Regions from separate parts of the Homo sapiens genome. Here region 1 is linked to region 2. A link is a contact called in ENCODE Hi-C or POLR2A ChIA-PET data. All regions are on one chromosome and are shown on one strand. The core of a region is the stretch at or near the end of the contact, and the rest is flanking DNA. Distances in the headings are between cores, read along the strand shown. Region 1 holds the start of ARMC2-AS1 (ARMC2 antisense RNA 1). Region 2 holds the start of SOBP (sine oculis binding protein homolog).

Region 1 (3,026 bases), core at 208-2,707, 1.4 Mb before region 2:
CCCGTCAAGCTTCATCTCATACCATATATGCCCCCATAAACTCTACTTAATGCTAGGTTATTTAATATTATGGTTTACTATCTGTCTACTCCTCCAGACTAGACGCTTCAGTGAAGGCATAAACCTTGTTCATCCTTTTCACCATTGTACATCCAGCTCCAAGTCCAGTGCCTGGTACATGGTGGGCGCTCAATAGGCATTTATTAATGGAATGAATGAAGGGGTGGACATCTACAAAGGAAAGACTGGGATATCAGAACACCATGGGCTAAGCAGACAATATCTCTGAGGTAGACAGATTTTAAGATTTTTTTTGAAAGCAGAGGAGTAAAAAATAATGGATGAAAGAAAAATGGACTCTGTAGTTACCCAGCTCAGGCTAACTTGTCTATGTTTAAGACCTTTCAGAGGCCGATCAGTCGCTTCCTCTTCCGTGTTAACAAAGCATCCTGTTCCTGCCTCTATAACCCCCATCCATCACAGAATAAAAAATAACGGATGAAAGAAAAATGAACTCTCTGGAAGGGGACCAGCCTCTGTGTATTTGTTCTCTAGCCTATCTCATTTCTGACAGCAGCTCCTTCCCAAGCTCCTAAACTCCCGGGCCCCACCCCTTTCCCCACCTGACTGGTCACACGTTCACCCCTTCTCTCCATCACCAGCGTCACTGGTTCAGTTTAAGCTCACTTCATCTCTTACCCAAACTCTACAGCCCCCTGGATGGGCTCCTTCCACAGTTTGCCCCCATAGCTGCTCACTGCTGCCAGAGGGGGCATCTCAAAGCTCCGCCTTCCCTGCTCAAAGGCCTCCTGCGACTTCCGGCCCAGCCAGTAGCACCCATAGCCTAAAGGTTCCTCAGTCTCTGAAGTGTGGTTTATCCCTCCAAACTCATCTCCTTTGCCTCGGCACCACCCTGGCCATCTTTCAGACTCTGCACCACATGAGGTCCTCAACCCTTCATGACGCCATGCCTTTGAATAGGCGGCTTCCTCCGCCCAGAGTGCCCTCGATTACACTTTGCCACCCCTTCTCCCCCGGGCCATCTCCTGCTCATTTTTTTCTTTTTTCTTTTTCGAGACAGAGTCTCGATCTCGGCTCACTGCAACCTCCGCCTCCTGGGTTCAAGCGATTCTCCTGCCTCAGCCTCCCGAGTAGCTGGGATTACAGGCAAGCACCACCACACCCTGCTAATTTTTGTATTTTTAGTAGAGACAGGGTTTTGCCATGTTGGCCAGGCTGGTCTTGAACTCCTGACCTCAAGTGATCCGCCCGCCTCGGCCTCCCAAAGTGCTGGGATCACAGACATGATCCACCGCGCCCGGCCTCCTGCTCATTTTTCAAAACCCAGCTCAAGATAACTTCTCTGTGAAGTCCTTTCCGAGGCTGATCAGTCACTTCCTCTCCTTCCTCTTCCGTGTTACCAAAGCATCCTGTTCCTGCCTCTACAACCCCCATCACAGAAGCATTGTCACTTGTCTTCAGGCATCTTCTCTCCCATGGTGAGCTCCTCTAGGGTACAAACCACTTCTTATTCCTCTTTCTATTCAGAGGACAACAAATGTGCTCATAAAAAGCTCTTAAATGTTCAGCTACTGGAGGGCTGGAAGAGTGAATGAGAAGGGGAAGGAGGAGGGGAATGAGGAGGGGGAAGAAAGAAAGAAGGGACAGGAGCGACAAAAGAGAGGTTTTTCCCTTTAAGACACCTCTGGCAAGAAAGTGCGGGAGCTTAGCAGAGGCCTGGGTGAACCAGGGCCTAAAACCCTGAGGGAGAAGGATCAGGAAAAGGCCACCACGCAGATGCAGCTCTGAAGGCCCTGTATCTTGAGAGACTTGTCACCAACCTCTGAGAGCCACCAATCTCACTGTGGGATGATGGTGGGGCCCTGAATGCTCAGACCAGTGGCCTTTTCTGGAAAAAATGCAGGAAAAAAAAAAAAAAAAGGGTGTGGGGAGGAGAGTCTAGCTAAATCATGTGGTCACAGTAAAGGCAAGTTCCAAGTCAACCCATTTAACTGAATTTTGCTCCTACTTTTGAATTCATTATATACAAGTGAAAATTAAAAAAAAGAAAACAAGAACTCTCAGTTGAACAGAGATAAATCTGTGAAAATTATCAATGAGTTCTGTGCTCTACAGCAGGGTCTTTATTTCCCACCCTCAAGAAAAGCCCACCCACTGGGCCCTCCCCCAAAGCAGGAGTTAACCAAAGCCCAAGCTTCATGCTTGGAGGTGTGCATCCATTTCTTTCTTAACTTTCTATTCTAATTTATATTATCTATAAATGCACAAACTTAAACACACATTTTTCTTTTTTATTGTATATAATCTTTCAAACCACCTCAAATCCCTTACTTAAAAAAAGTCTTGTTTAGTCTCTAAAGGACTTAGTAGAGAAATTCTCAACCTCTTAAGTAGCATTTCACCAAGAAATAGCACACTGAAAAACACAAGTTTTAATTCCTATCTTTTCCCCCATCTCTTAACTTGCAATCCTGTGGGACTTGCAATCCTGAAGGCAGCCCATAGGAAGAAGAAAAAAGAGAAGAAAATGACACTGATAATCCACAAAGAGGACTAATACAAATGTAAGTTTCCTTGCTTATTAGCAATTGTTAGGTGATGTTTAGGACAAAAGGGGACCTAAGGTTTTGGTAAATACCCAGGAAGAAACATTCCATTTTGCTTCTGGTTACCAATCTACTACTGAAAAATGACTGAGCTACACTTGACAACTTTCTGGTGCTCACTTTTCTGAGAAAGCTTCTTTCCATGTTCCCCAAATTATTTGATCATAACAGGTACCACCCTCAGTCAGGGAAAACACCTGGAGACTTGGCAAAGCTACCCAGCTCACATTGAATTATGTAAGCCTCAAAGTTTTCATTGTGTAGTCAGTATTGGGAGACCCATTTTAAAGGGAAAAAATGTACTAAGAAGAAATTAGATCATTTATAAATGCACAACTACATTTTAATACAGTAAAATGAGAACTCAAAAGCTTTAGCTTCTGTTTTTTTCAAGTTGAC
Region 2 (3,222 bases), core at 240-2,739:
ACTTCATGGAAAATAAGGAGGTGGGGGGCAACGAGGGGGTCCAGAGCTGAGCGGTGCTCTTGTGCAATTGCTCTAACGCGAACAGCTGGAGCGCCAGGCTGCTGCGCTCTCCACCTCTGGTGCACCGCTGGCCTGGCGGGGAGCCCAGCCTCGCCGAGAGGACTCCGGGCCGGCCTTAGCGAACAATGGACAGGCGCCCTGCAAAGGCCGCCCCTCAGACAGCTGTCCTCCAGCGGGGCTGGCCGGGGTCTGCTTGGCTGGGAAGTGAGGCAGGCAGAGGCGAGCGGGAGGCGGAGGCTGCCAGTGGTGAGGTGCGGGCGGGGGCGGGCGAGGAGAGCGGTCAGGACCGTGCCCAGACCCGCGCCTCTCGGGCCGCAGCTCGCCGGGCACTGACGGGCTCTTCACGCCGTCGCAGCTGGTTGGTTGGGGGGAAGCGGGATTGAGGAGCAGGAGGGTGAGCTGGGGGAGAGGGGTGGAATAGAGCTCTCTCCGGGGTGCCCCGGCCAGGAGGCTCCTAACTTTGGAGGGACCCTGAGGATGATTCTCAAAAAGGGGGGAGAAACTGCACCGTCCACTGGGAAAGCCTCTTCCCCTGCCCAACGCCGCTCGAGTCCCCGGTGCCCTCGCCCTGAAACGCGTCCGTGCCAACCTGGGATTCGTAAGGTTAAATAGTATGTGGTCCCCCCTCATCAAATCTGAGGTTGGCAACAATTTCGGGGATGCAGCCCTCGAGTTGGCCTCTGCTTTACACCTGGAGGAGGAGCGGAGCCGTTCTGGGCATCCTACAGAAACTGACAAGCGCGCCCCGGTACCCCCCAGATCCATACCACGGCCCACGGGGAGCGGGCGCAAGAAAGAGCTCAGTCTCCCTGGCCCCCGAGATCAAAAAATACCTTCATCTCCTCATTGATCTCCCTTTTCACTGGGTGAGCCGGCTTCCTGCTCCGTTTATTTTCGGGAGGTCTCCCTTCTTTCTCCATTTCTGCCATGTTTTTGTGTCTGGTTTCTGTGGAGATGAAATGGCTGCTGCCGCCGCCGGCGGTGGTGGTGGCGGCGGCGGCGGCGGTGGAGGTGGTGCTGATGGTGGCGAGGCTGGCGGAGGTAGCGGTGCTGGCGGGGCCGGACCGAGCCGCGAGGGGGAGGGCAGGCGCCGAGAAGCGGGGTCTCTTCTAGCGGCGGAGGACGTCAGTGGCTGTCACGGGTAAGGATAGTGCGGAGAGTCTCGGGGATGCCGCCGCCGTCGCTCCGGCTCCTGCTGCCGCCGCCGCCGCCGCCGCAGCCAACGCCGCCGCTGCTGCCGCTGCCCCTGCCGCCCTCGCTGCCGCTGCCGCTCCCGCCGCCGCCGCCGCCGGGCCGCATCCTCGGGGCCCCGTGGAGTCGTCAGCCATCTTCCGTCGCTCGGTCCGTCCGCATGGGCGCGGGGAGCAAGGGCCGGCGCGGAGAGCGGCCCCGGGCGTGCGTGCGCGGCTGTGTGTGAGCCCGGGAGAGCGCGCCAGCCCCGGCGCCCAGCGCCTCCCGCGAGCCGAGCCGGGGGCGGGCCGGGGGCCGGCGCGGGAGGAGGGGAGGGAGCGCGGCCGGGAGGGGGTCGGAGGGAGGGGAAAGGTGGGGGGGGCGAGGACAGCCCCCCGGCTCTCGAGCGGGCGTGGCTTCCACCGTCACTGGATACGCGGATGCTGCGCGGCTCCGGGGGCTGCTCGCAGCCGCCTGTTCATCCGCGGCGGGCACGGGCGGCTCGCGGCGCCCCCCGCGGCCGCCACCTCCCCGCCACACGCCAGGGGCGCCGGCGCCCGCTCGGAACCCAGCCCTGCTTCTCAGCTCCGCGAGGTGGGCTGGGTTGCGTGTGGAGTTGGTTTTTGAGCCCGTCCTAGGAGCCGCTGAGGAAAAATGAATGGGGGTGAAAGGAGAAGGTTGGGCGGCGGGAGGTCGCGAGACCTGAGGTCGCCTGGCTAGAGGGCCGCCGTCCCCCGGGGAGGGTTGACTGAGCCTGCCGCCTCGGGGGTGCAACGCTGGGGTCTCGGGGAAAGGAAACCACAGCCCGGACGAGCTTCCCCCCACTGAGCTGCCAGAATAGTTTCCCCCTCCGGGGGCCACCGCAGAGTGCGCGGAGGCTGGAGACCCCTTGGAGAGGTCCCCGCGCCCCGCCCGGCCGGTCCTCCACGCGGCGCTGCCTCGGACTGCAATGGCAATGAAGCTTTTGCCTCTCAAAGAACTACTTAGAAGTAGGACATCTCGGCCTTCAGCCCCTTCATTTCTTTTTCCCCTTGTTCCTTCTCTCTTTATCTCTCTCTCACTTATGCCCTGCTTCAAAGTAACAGCTTTACGCGTGACCCCGCCTGCACCCTTATCTGGGTGTCCTGGGTTTCGCCCAAAAGGTTGGGCTGAGTGGGAGCTTCTGGGAGCGCACGGTCCCGCGTAGGGTCCCGCTCACCCGGACCCCGAACGCCCTCGCCACGCCCCGGTGGGATCCTCCCCTCCCCGCCTGGTTGCACTTTCTCCTCCCGACTTCCCAGCTAGCGCCTGCCCTCCATGGAGCGGTGCTCGCTCCCTCTGCGCTCACAAGTCCCCTCTTTGGCCCTCTCCTGCCACGCCTGGGGCCGAGGTCTGATTGAGTCTGTCCCTGTCCCTGGGTTGAGGCATTGGGGGTGACGACTGGATGATGTTTCTGTGATACGCGCGGCTCTGAGCGCTCCCACACGTTGCAGAGGACACATTGACGTTCCCGGCTTCTCCTTCCCGCGCCTCGACACTTCATAATTACCTGACACAATGCGATATGGGGGTGTCCATTGTTCCACTGCATGTTACTGTGGAGTGTTCGTTATGACAGTGGTGGAACTTAAAATTACACAATTTTTTTAAGTTCCTAAAAGAATGAATTCCGTGTGGGGATATGAGTAAGCTTTCCATTAAATCTCAGTTTGGCCTGTCAAACGAGGCTCATTCTGGGTATTACATCGCCTAATTTGCATTTTAGCATTGTTTTGTTTCTTAAATGTCACATTAGAGATACATGGGCGTGTACGCAGGAGAGCTGAGTACCTCCACGTTGCCTATTTTGCATTTTAGCATCATTTTGTTTTTAATAAACGCCAACTTAAAAACATCTGGGAGTGCACCCAGGAGGGCTGAGTACCTCCTCCCTCCTGATTTCTTCTCTTCCCCGTCCCGGGGAGGCGAGGGGAAGCTGCACCCTGCTCCCCGTGGCTGCCTAGATCCTGGGCA

Evidence for each region. A loop is a pair of places that touch in the nucleus more often than their neighbours do. ChIA-PET counts read pairs that join two places held with the same protein, here RNA polymerase II (POLR2A). Pooled maps may share reads with other maps.
Region 1: a loop to region 2 is called in a map of gastrocnemius medialis, with 9 times the contacts of the local background. The contact joins the promoter of ARMC2-AS1 here to the promoter of SOBP in region 2. A Hi-C loop is called at or near these places in 1 of 168 maps with a recorded cell type or tissue (gastrocnemius medialis) and 1 of 50 pooled maps. POLR2A ChIA-PET finds 5 or more read pairs at or near these places in 2 of 52 experiments (MCF 10A and activated CD4-positive, alpha-beta T cell).

What each region holds. Positions count from the first base shown.
Region 1 is chr6:108,922,534-108,925,559 of GRCh38, reverse strand. ARMC2-AS1 (ARMC2 antisense RNA 1) reads left to right here and starts at 1,457. Exons shown (of 3, transcript NR_104137.1): 1 at 1,457-1,499; 2 at 2,516-2,585. All of the region lies in intron 10 of ARMC2 (armadillo repeat containing 2), which reads right to left.
Region 2 is chr6:107,488,384-107,491,605 of GRCh38, reverse strand. SOBP (sine oculis binding protein homolog) reads right to left here and starts at 1,489. Exons shown (of 7, transcript NM_018013.4): 1 at 894-1,489. The coding sequence starts at 989. RefSeq lists silencers at 1,110-1,169, 1,210-1,259.